2 separate regions of the Homo sapiens genome follow, and region 1 is linked to region 2. A link is a loop called in an ENCODE intact Hi-C map of the cell type or tissue named here. Cell type or tissue: MCF 10A. All regions are shown on one strand. Links, peaks and the distances in the headings refer to the core of each region. The heading gives the core; the rest is flanking DNA. Region 1 overlaps LINC02794 (long intergenic non-protein coding RNA 2794). Region 2 has its middle 21 kb from the start of SLC5A9.

Region 1 (5,385 bases), core at 81-5,080, 87 kb before region 2:
CAAGAAGTTTCATTGTTTTACATTTTTAAAATTGTGGTAAAAACTAACAATATGAAATCAATCCTCTTAACAAAATGTTAAGTGTATACTATAGCACAATATTGTACAGTAGGTCTCTAGAGCTTTTTCATCTTGTGTAACTGAAATGCTATATCCACTGAACACCAACTCCCTATCCCCTCACGTGGCTAGCCTGTGGAAACCATCATTCTACCTTCTGCTTCTATGAGTTTGATTACATTTGATACCTCATAGTAGTGGAATCATACACTATCTGTTCTTCTGTGACTAGCTTACTTCACTTAGGATAATGTCTTCAAGATTCATCCATATTGTTTCATATGACAGGATTTCCTTCTTTTTAAAGGATGAATAACATTCCATTGTAAGAATATACCACATTTTCCTTATCTAATCATCGGTCAATGAACATTTAGGTTGTTTCCACATTTTGGCTACCGTGATTAATGCTGCATTGAATATGGGAGTGCAAATATCTCTTTGAAATCCTATTTTCAATTCTTTTGAAAATACCAGGAGTGGGACTGCTGGAACATATGCTAGTTCTGTCTTTTAATTTTTTGAGGAACCTCTATACTGTTTTCCAGAGTGGCTGCACTATTGACATTCTCACCAACAGTGCACAAGTATTCCAGTTTCTCTATATTCCCTCCAACTCTTGTTATTTTCTGTTTTTTTTTTTTTAATTGCCATTCTAACAGGTGTGTGGCAACATTTAATTGTGGTTTTGATTTTCATTTCCCCACTTATAGTGATGTTCAGCACCTTTTCATATGCCAATTGGCCATTTGTGTATCTTTGGAGAAATGTCTATTCAAGACCTTTGCCCACATTTTAATCAAATTATTTGGGTTTTGGCTTTTGAGTTGTAGGAATTTCTTATGTATTTTAAATATTAACTCCTGTCAGATGTATGATCTGCAAATATTTTATCCCATTCCAAAGACTGCCTTTTCACTCTGTTGATTGTTTCTTTTGCTGTGCAGAAGGTTTTTAGTTGGACGTAGTCCCACTTGTTTATTTTGCTTTTGTTGTTTATATTTTTAGTGTCATATCCAAGAAATCATTGGCAAGATCAATGTCATGAAGGTTTTTTATGATGTTTTCTTCTAAGAATTTTATGGTGTCAAGTCTTAGTCTTTAATTCATTTTGAATTGATTTTTTTTGTGTGGTGTAAGATAGGGATTCAGTTTCATTGTTTTACATGTCAATTTTCTCAACACCACATTTATTTATTTATTTATTTATATTTATTTTTAGGGATAAGGTTTCACTCTGTTGCCCAGGCTGGAGTGTGGTGGTGCCATCCTAGCTCACTGCAGCCTTGAAATCCTAGGCTAAAGTAATCCTTCTGCCTCAGCCTCCCAAGTAGCTGGCACTATAGTTACGTGCCATCATACCTGGCCAGTTTTTTTTTTTTTTGCTTTTTGTAGAGTTGGGGGTCTTATTATGTTGTCCAGGCTGGTATTAAACCCCTGGCCTCAAGCAATTCTCCCACCTCTGCCTCTCTAAGTATTGGGCTTACGGGCATGAACCACTGTGGGTGCCCAACACCATTTGTTAAAGATAGTCTCTTAGGGTGGAGCGAAATGGCTGAATAGAAGCCTACACCATTTGTCCTCTCCCTGCAGGAACACTAAATTATAACAACTAACTGCACATTAAAAGCACCATCACAAAAACCAAAACTCAAGTGAGTAACCACAGTACCTGATTTTAACATCATATCACTGAAAGAGACATGAAGAGGGCAGGAAAGACAGTCTTGAATTGGCAACACTACTGCTCCCCTATCCCCTGGGCAGTGTCTGCGTGGCATGGACAATCTGTGCTTGGGAGAGAGACAGCAGAGCAATTGTGAGGCTTTGCATTGAACTCAGTGCTGCCCTGTTATAGTGGAAAGCAGAACCAGGCTGTACTCAGCTGACATCCGCTCATGGAGGGAGTATTTGGACTAGCCCTAGCCAGAGGGAAATCACCCATCCCAGTGGTCAGAGCTTGAGTTCCAGCAAGCCTCACCACCAGCCTGGAGTGCTCCGGGGCCCTAAGTGAACTTGAATGACAGTCTGTGCCAAAGGATTGCAATTCCTAGGCAAGTCCTAGAACTGAGCTGAGCTCAGAGCCAGTGGACTGAGGGCAACCTACTGAGAGAACAGCCAGGGTGGCAAAGGGAGGGCTTGCACCACACCTCCCCCACTCTCTGACAGCAGATGCATGGTGCAGAGAAATCTGTGTTGTTGGGAGAGGGAGAGTGCAGGAAATGTGAGACTTTATATTGAACTCTGTGCTGCCCTGTCACAGTAGAGACCTGTCAGTATTCATCACTTGCTGACTGAAGAGCTCGTGGGCCAAGAATAACAAACAGTGATACCCAGGTAGTACATTGTGGGCCTTTGGCTCTGAGACATGCTGCTTTCAGATGTGACCACATTCCCAGCTGTGGTGGCTATGGTGAAAGACTATTTCAGAAAAGCAGGGAGTGGGGTAAAGTGAAGAGTACCCTGTCTTGCACCATACATACCAGCTTGACCACACTGGGATAGAGCAACAAATAGGCTCCTGTGGTCCCCAAGTCTAGGCCTAGTCTCTTGGTCAGCATTTCTGGACCTCTCTGGAGCCAGAGGAAACCCACTGACCTGAAGGTTGAGTCCAAGGCCTGGTAGCATTAATCACAAGCTGATCAAAGAGCCCCTGAACTTTAAGTAAAACACCCCATGGGCTGCTGCTGGTGGTGGCCACAGGGAGAGGCAATGTCTGCCTGTAGAAAGGGGAGGGAAGAGTGGGGAGGAATTTGTCTTGTGGTTTGAGTGCCAGCTTAGCTGCAGTAGAATAGAATACCAGGTAAATTTCTAAGGTTCTTGACTTTAATCCCTGGCTTCCAGACAGCATCTCTGAACCTATCCGGGGCCTGGGGGAACTTGCCAACCTGAAGGAGGGACAGAAACATCAGTGGGTTTGCCACCTGCTGATTGTAGAGCCCTAGTGAGAGGGGGAGAAAAAGGAAAAATTAGTTGGGCAGACAACTAAAGCTGGTCCTTGGTAAAATTCTTTTAAACAGAAAGACACCTGAAAAATCACAGTTACAGGCACAAATAGAGCAGCCTGGGGTAAAACCAAACTGCAGCTGCTGCACTGATAAGAAAGCAAAGTCCAACACAGAAGCCTTTTGTTCTTTGTGTGATTAGTGGGCTCCCATGAAAAAGTTTCCACCTCTTTTCCATGGGTACTTGCACAGGGAGGTGGGGGCTTACCCAAAACACATCCACAGTTGCACAAACAAGAGAACCTGCACTTTGTGCTGCCTAAAGATATGCCTGCAGCTCCACAGATGAGGGGAGTTGCACAGACAGTTTCACAGACAAGAGAAGTGATACAAATAGCTACAGAGATGAGGGGGAGTTTCTTATAAAAGCTGTTGGTGAGGGGGAGTTTCTTATAAAAGCTGTTGGATTCAACTGTAAAAATGGCAACCCTCTCAGGCCCCCCTCTCTGCTGTAGAGAGCTTTCTTCTTTTGCTCATTCAACTTTCACTCCAACCTCACCCTTTGCCTCCATGCTCCCTAATATTCTTGGTCATGGGACGAAGAACTCCAGGTGGTACGTCACAACAAGAGACTGCTACATTGTGGTGCATTGGTGAGACTATAACACTAGGTCCTTGAGTAAACTTAGGTGGTAGCCAGGTAGTGGTTACAGTGGGCCATGGGGAAGACCCAGTGCTGGGCTGGCTTCAGGTTTAAACCAACACAGTCCCAGCAGTGGTGGCCATATGTATCCTTCTGTCCTACCACTCCCAGTTCCAGGAGGTTGAACACAGAGAGATTCCGTTTGCTTGGGAGAAAGTAATGGAAAAGAACAAGAGTCTCTGCCTAATAATCCAGAAAAATTTTCCAGATCTTACCTAAGACCACCAAGTTGGCACCTCTATGAGCCTGCAAGAACCACAGCATTATTGAGTGTGAGGCTCAAGTCCCTTTAAATACCTGGAAAGCCTTCCCATATAGAACAGGCACAAATAAGCCCAGACCATGAAGACTACAATGAACGCCTAGCTCCTCAGTGCCCAGACACAGACCAACATCTATAAGCATCAAGACCATCCAGGAGAATATGACCTTACCAAGTGAGCTAAATAAGGCACCTAGGGCCAATCCTGGAGAAACACAGGTATCTGATCTTTCAGACAGATAATTGAAAATAGCTGTGTTGAAAAAAGTTAAAAAAAAATTCAAGATAACACAGAAAAGGAATTCAGAATTCTATCAGATAAGTTAAACAAAGAAATTGAAATTGTCAAAAAGATTTAAGTAGAAATTCTAGAGTTGAAAAATGCAATTGACATACTGAAGAATGCATCAGAGTCTCTTAGTAGCAGAATTGAACAAGCAGAAGAAATAATTAGTGAGCTTGAAGACAGGCTATTTGACAATAAGCAGTCAGAGGAGGCAAAAGAAAAAAGAATAAAAACCAATGTAGCACACCTACAAAATCTACAAAATAGCCTCAATAGGGCAAATCTAAGAGTTATTTGCCTTAAAAAGGAGGAATAGAAAGGGATAAGGATAGAAAGTTTATTCAAAGGAATAATATAAGAGAACTTCCCAAATCTAAAGAAAGTTACCAGTATTCAAGTAAAAGGTTATAGAACACTAAGCAGATTTAACCCAAAGAAGACTCCCTCAAGGCATTTAATAACCAAACTCCCAAAGGTCAAAGATAAAGAACAAATCTTAAAAGCAGCAAGAGAAAAGATACAAATAACATACAATAGACCTCCAATAAGTCTTGAAGCAGACTTTTCAGTGAAAATCTTACAGGCCAGGAGGAGTGACATGACATATTTAAAGTAATGAAGGAAAAATACTTTCACCCTAGAATAGTATATCTGGTGAAAATATCCTCCAAATATGAAGGAAAAATAAAGACTTTCCCAGACAAACAAAAGCTGAGGGACTTCATCAACACCAGGTCTGTTCTACAAGAAATGCTAAAGGGAGTCCTTCAATCTGAACGAAAAGGACATTAATGAGCAACAAAATATTATCTGAAGGTATGAAACTCACTGGTTATAGCACATGGAAAAATCACAGACTATTATAATAAGACAGTAATTGTGGTATATAAAATGCTTTTATCTTAAGTAGAAAGACTCTAAAAAATAAGAACCATAACAACTTTTCAAGACATAGTACAATAAAATATAAATAGTAACAACAAAAAGTTAGAGTTGGGAGGACAAAATTAAAATGTAGAGTTTGTATTAGTTCTCTTTTTGTTTGTATGTTTGTTTATGCAATCAGTGTTAAATTTTCATCAGTTTTTTTTAATTATTATTATACTTTAAGTTTTAGGGTACATGTGCA
Region 2 (5,385 bases), core at 158-5,157:
TAGTTTTACAAAGGTGGTTTAGTTTGGGGAAGGGCTATTATTATTTAAACTATATACTAAATTTCTCCCAAAGTTAGCTTGGCCCAAGCCCAGGAATGACCAAGGTTAAGGGTAAGATGGGGGTTGATTAGATAAGATCTCTTTCTCTGTCATAATTTTCCCACTGTTATAGTTTTTGCAAAGGTTGTTTCAATTAGGGATTTTCTATGTGTCTGGCACTGTGCTGGGGATAATACAACGAGCAAACAAAGGCCAATCCCTGTTCTCTGGAGCTTGTGGGAAGAACACGGATCTTTGAGAGCTCAGAGTAAGGGAGTGGGCCCAGGAGAACTCACTGGCCAAAAGCAAGAGCATGTGCAGAGGTCCTGCAGTGGGAAGAAGTACAGGACATTGCCAGGAAATCTAAGACAATAGCAGGTGAAACATAGCAAAATAGAGGGAGATTTGAGGCAAAATGAGGCTGCAAGGCAGACTGGGCAGGGTCTAGTAGACTATGTTCAGGAATTTTAGCTTTATTCTGAGAGTTCTGGAAAATCACTGAAAGGTTTTAAGCAGAGTGTAAGATTTGGGAAGGACATACACAAATACTCATTTGAAACTATCTCTTTGGCTTGAGTGTGAGAAAAGATTGGAGAAGGGAGGAAAGGCCAGGTCAGTGACTCTGCCATCACCTAAGTAGTCAGTTAACAAACGCTCCATCTAGCCTGCCCCACACGTGCCTGCAACAGGCAGAGCAAAGTAAGGCAAACTCAATCCCACTCTCAAGCAGCTCAATCTTTTCTTCTGCCCACATTTGCCCCCATCCAGTGCTACTTTAGAGACATTCCCTTTTCTCCTTTCTTCTTATTTCCTCAGGGCTAAAGCCTGATAAATAGAGTCTGGCTTTCTAAGCAGAGATCTGCATTTAGGGAAAAGAAATAACACACAGCAACCCCACCCCTCAGTTTTACATTTTTTAACTTAAACAATTCTCTTTTTCCAGCAGAAAAGCCAGGATGTCACTGTTTATTCACAGCCAGGTCTCCACTCTGCACACTAAAAGTCACCGTAGTGTTTGCAGTCCTCACTCAAGCAGTGAGTGTAAAAGGAATTCCATCTGTCTCTAAAGATCTTTTGACAGGAATGAAAGACCTGTGAGGCAGTGGTTTATTCACCACAGCATCTTGATAGCTCAAGCTAAAAAAAAAAAAAAATGGCTAGCAGGCTGACATTACCAAAGCAGACACTACTTCTCTTTTAAAATTGGTTTTCCTGAGGCTAAATGCTAAACTTTATAGTTTTTGTAATTAAATATTATCCTGATAGAGTCAAATCAATTATAGCAGATAATAACTGCTTTGCTTTTGATTCTCTGGATAATGAATTAGTTGTCCTTACCAAATCTGATAGCCCTTTGGCAAATTCTTTATTCAAATCACTCAACACGTTTGTCAAGAAAGAACGTGGTTAAGTCCCTGGAAGCCTGCCTCCAGATTGCCATGGTAGCATCAGCTACTGCAGAGTCATCAAACATACATTTCTCCATATTTCCCTCAAGAGATTTTTGGAAAATGTCCTTTTGAAACACCAACATGAAAAGCTTTGACTGCTGGGCCCATTACATAATTGATGCCTAAGAACTACTTAATTGTTTGGTCAATAGATTCTCTTAGATCTGTTAATCAATTAATCTTAAAAACACAGGTAAAGCAGTAAGGCATGTCTCACATGACTTAGTCTCAACGAGACCCACTGGCTTCCATCACTCCCTGTTTCTTCCTCCAAGTAGTCGCAGTGGATCCTTTAATAACCTGTGAGTCTCCCTTGACATTCAAGCATACATGGGTGTATGTTTACACTCCATTTATTTACCCATCTCAAAGGGAGCCCCATTCCCTTCTGCCCCTCCTGCCCCTCCTTTCTTGGCTCTGCAGCTCTCCAGTTCCTATGGGGGCACCATAATCTTTCTCCCAGACTAGTGGTTTCAGTGATACTCTTCTGCAGACCAGGCTCTCTCTATTTTCCTACAAATACAGATTCCCTCTAGTCAGGCACCAGTCGCCTCTTCTTGGACCCAGCCAAGCCCATTACAAAGGAGAGACATGTCCCTCCTCAAATTTTGGTTAAATACCATGATAATGTGTTGAACATGCTCCCAGCATTTCTTACTCATTGACTGATACTGTCCCTCTGCTTGGACCCTATCTTCTCTTCTTTTTTAACAAAACCCCATTTATTCTTCCTGCCTAGCTCAAACCCAACCGTCTTTAGAAAGCCTTCAATAGTATTCTCACTCGATGAGATGTATTCTTCTTTAAAGCCTTACATCAGCATTGTAGGAAGGTTTTAGAGTCCGAGGCTCACCTAGATGGGCATCTAAATTCTCTGCCACAAATAACAAACCATTTGGCCACTCTGAGCCTTGGTTTCTTCAGCTACAAAATTGCATAGGAATTCTTTGAGGATTAAATCACATTTTAAAGTGTTTTACACCTGGCTAGCACTCAAAACTAAAAGCAACTATCGGTATTATTTATTTTGATCTCTTGCTGTAATTAGGCTCACTTTTATTATAGTGTTTATAAATTCATTTTTGCTTCCTCCTGCACTTCCTCCCCTTCTCCACTGTGAGAAACTTGGGAGACAACCTAACTAATCTTTAGAAGCCCAACCTCAAAAAGGGGCTAGGATGGAGAGCATTTATTACTAGAAAAACTGACATTATCTAGAATTCTCTGTTGTACAATTCAGAAACCATGTGTGTGGTTATTTATATTTAAAATTAAAAATAAATTAACTTTAAAATTGTGTTCCTTGGCCACACTGGCTACATTTCAAGTGCTCAGTAGCCACATGTGGTTAATGACTAAGATTTTAGACAGCACAGACAGAACATTTTCATCATCGTGGAAAATTCTATTAAACCACACTGGTCTAAATTCTAAATGCAATGACGTACTGTTCAGCAATAGCTCAGACTTCCAGCTGCCCAGAAAATCCCCATCTGATGCTAACACTGCAGGCAGATGGGGTCACACATAAAATAGTATATGGAAATACCACTAATGCTTTACTCCTCATCCCTGAATGGGAACGCCTCTGAAAGATGCTGAAACCTGCCCCATTGCGCCACCTTGTGCCCAACCCTTGATATTGCACATTCAATGTGCAAATAATTCTTACATATCCACCATCCCACAAAAAGCCGCAGAGAAGAGAATGTCCTGGGCTTACACAAAGCAACTTCCTAAATGCAATGGACTTTCTGAGTTACTACCTCTCCATGGCAAGGGCTTATGAAACACACACAGATCTCTCCATGCTCTGAACTCCTGTCTCAATGAAAGTCATGAGGGTTGTTGGTGTTTACCCAGGCATTTTACACTTGACTCATCTATTACTGACCGTAAGCATGTAGCAGTGGCACGTGAACTATCACCCCCAATCCTCACAAAAGTCATGCAGTCCCCATCATTATTTTCACTGGATTAGGAAGGAGAGACTTTGAAGAAAGCCATTTGCTCAAGGTCATACAAATAGTAAGACAAGGAGTGGAAAATCAAACCTAGATCTGACTCCCCAATTGCCCAGCTTTCTCTGTTCCCAGATCTAGCTGGAACTTCACTGGAGGAAAGGGATTTGATCTCCACCTTCTTCTGAACCAAGAAAGGTGTAGCCCAGAACTGGGAAGTGAGCAAATTCCTAAGAGGGATGAGCTAGTGAGCTGGAAGGGAGTATTTGTCACAAATAGCAGCTTCCTTTGCCCGACACCCATTTGCTGTATGATAATGGGCTGCGATGGACAGATGGACCAAGAGTCCTGAGATTCAGAGAGAGTTTAAAGAGAAAGCCATAACATTTCAGCCAGTTTCATTATATTTCTGAGATATTATCACAGTGTTCCAGAGAATGTTTACAAAAGTTTCAGAGATATAGATACTTGTGGATTTTCAGAGAGAGAGAAAGATTGGGAGAGTTACACAGAGAACTTAAGAAAATTCAGAACAAGGTAGAGAATAAATAAAAAGTCAGATAGGGTCAGAGATTTTTCTCATACGTCGGCTCCTACTTGCCAGGAACGTCTCAGAGAATGTTCAACATCTTGCTGCAAAATGAAAAGCCCAGTGAATTCCTTGGCTATCTACAAATATTGTATATGGAAGTTAGCCTTACATGGAGAATGAGATGGGGGTAGAAGGGAGTGGAGAAAGGACAGGTACCTAGTGATCTGCCTCATGGCCCAGAAGGCAGGTGGGATGGGAGATGTTAAAGTGTGCTCTACTCCTCCCCACTGTGGTCATCTTTTGTACTGCATATTCTGAAAAAGCCTTTTTTTGTAGGCAAGCTATTTATTGATAATAAAAAATGCGTCATCAGAGAAGACAATCTGGAAAAATACATAAAGGTGCAAAGAAGGAGTAATTCAAAATTACCTTCTTTGATATATTGAGAATAGCACTTTTTCTGCTAGTACATATGTGTGAATGTATATATGCAATATATGAATGGTTTTGATTTTACAAATATATGGTACGTACTCACATATTTACAAATGGAAATCATACTATCTGTAATGCACAAATTATCACACTAAACATAAACCATTTTTTCTCTTTTTATTTACTTAATATTATAAGCACTTTTTCATGTTAAGCAGTCTTTGAAAACACTAACTGCCTGTGTAACATCCCATTCCATCAATGATTCTCAAACTCTAGCAGGTATCAAAATTACCTTGAGGGCTTTAGGAATTCTGAGCCTCACTCCAAGAGTTTCTGAATCAAGAAGTATCAGCTAGGACAAGAATCTGCATTTCTAACAATTTGCCCAATAATGCTGATCTTGCTGGTCTGGGAACTACAAAGTTGTTCACTACGTTATACAAAAATTCCCTTATAGCTGAATATTTAAATTGTTTTTATTTTTAACATGAAGCCACCCCTAGCCCCACCTGGGGCCTCTCAGAGCTTTGTCAGGACCAAGTACCTGGACCTGGTGTTAAATCTGAGTAAAATCTTAATACATGATAATTTTCATAGAATAAATTTCTACAATGGAAATAACTAACTACAAACTTATGAACGTTTTGGAGACTTAATATGTATGTTCAAGCTGACACAAATAACTGATACCAAAGTGTGTTAAAGGAAAAGACATGGGCCTGGAGGTCGGAAACCTGTGTTTAAATCTTGCCCTGCCACTTGCTTGCTGTCTGACCTCGGACAAGTGACTGGAACTCCCTGAGCCTCGGTGCTATAATTACCACATCAAATATAAACAGGAATGGCCTTCTTTTAAGGTCTTGAACTCAGCCCAAATTCTCCAGCCCTATCTTCTGTCTCAGATAGAATACTGGAGTTGGAAGGAACCTAAGACTGTATCTTGCACACCATGAAGGGTCAGTTT

What was found. Peaks named below come from ENCODE experiments on the same cell type or tissue, not always from the same donor. Only the 100,000 strongest peaks of a DNase experiment are listed, where the experiment ranks them.
Region 1: it touches region 2 in a loop (6-fold over the local background); 91 of 110 quality-filtered maps call a loop at or near these places.

What each region holds. Positions count from the first base shown.
Region 1 is chr1:48,112,797-48,118,181 of GRCh38, forward strand. The region is part of intron 10 of LINC02794 (long intergenic non-protein coding RNA 2794); the gene reads left to right. It also overlaps the pseudogene SKINT1L. Among named protein-coding and RNA genes, the nearest start is that of LINC02794, 66 kb to the left of the region's middle. In MCF 10A, for the core only: no CTCF peak of the experiment used is centred there; a DNase peak (open chromatin) is centred at 2,405.
Region 2 is chr1:48,199,240-48,204,624 of GRCh38, forward strand. No RefSeq gene overlaps it. Among named protein-coding and RNA genes, the nearest start is that of SLC5A9, 21 kb to the right of the region's middle. In MCF 10A, for the core only: CTCF peaks have their summits at 3,109 (motif pointing left), 4,259 and 4,463; DNase peaks (open chromatin) are centred at 2,992 and 4,262.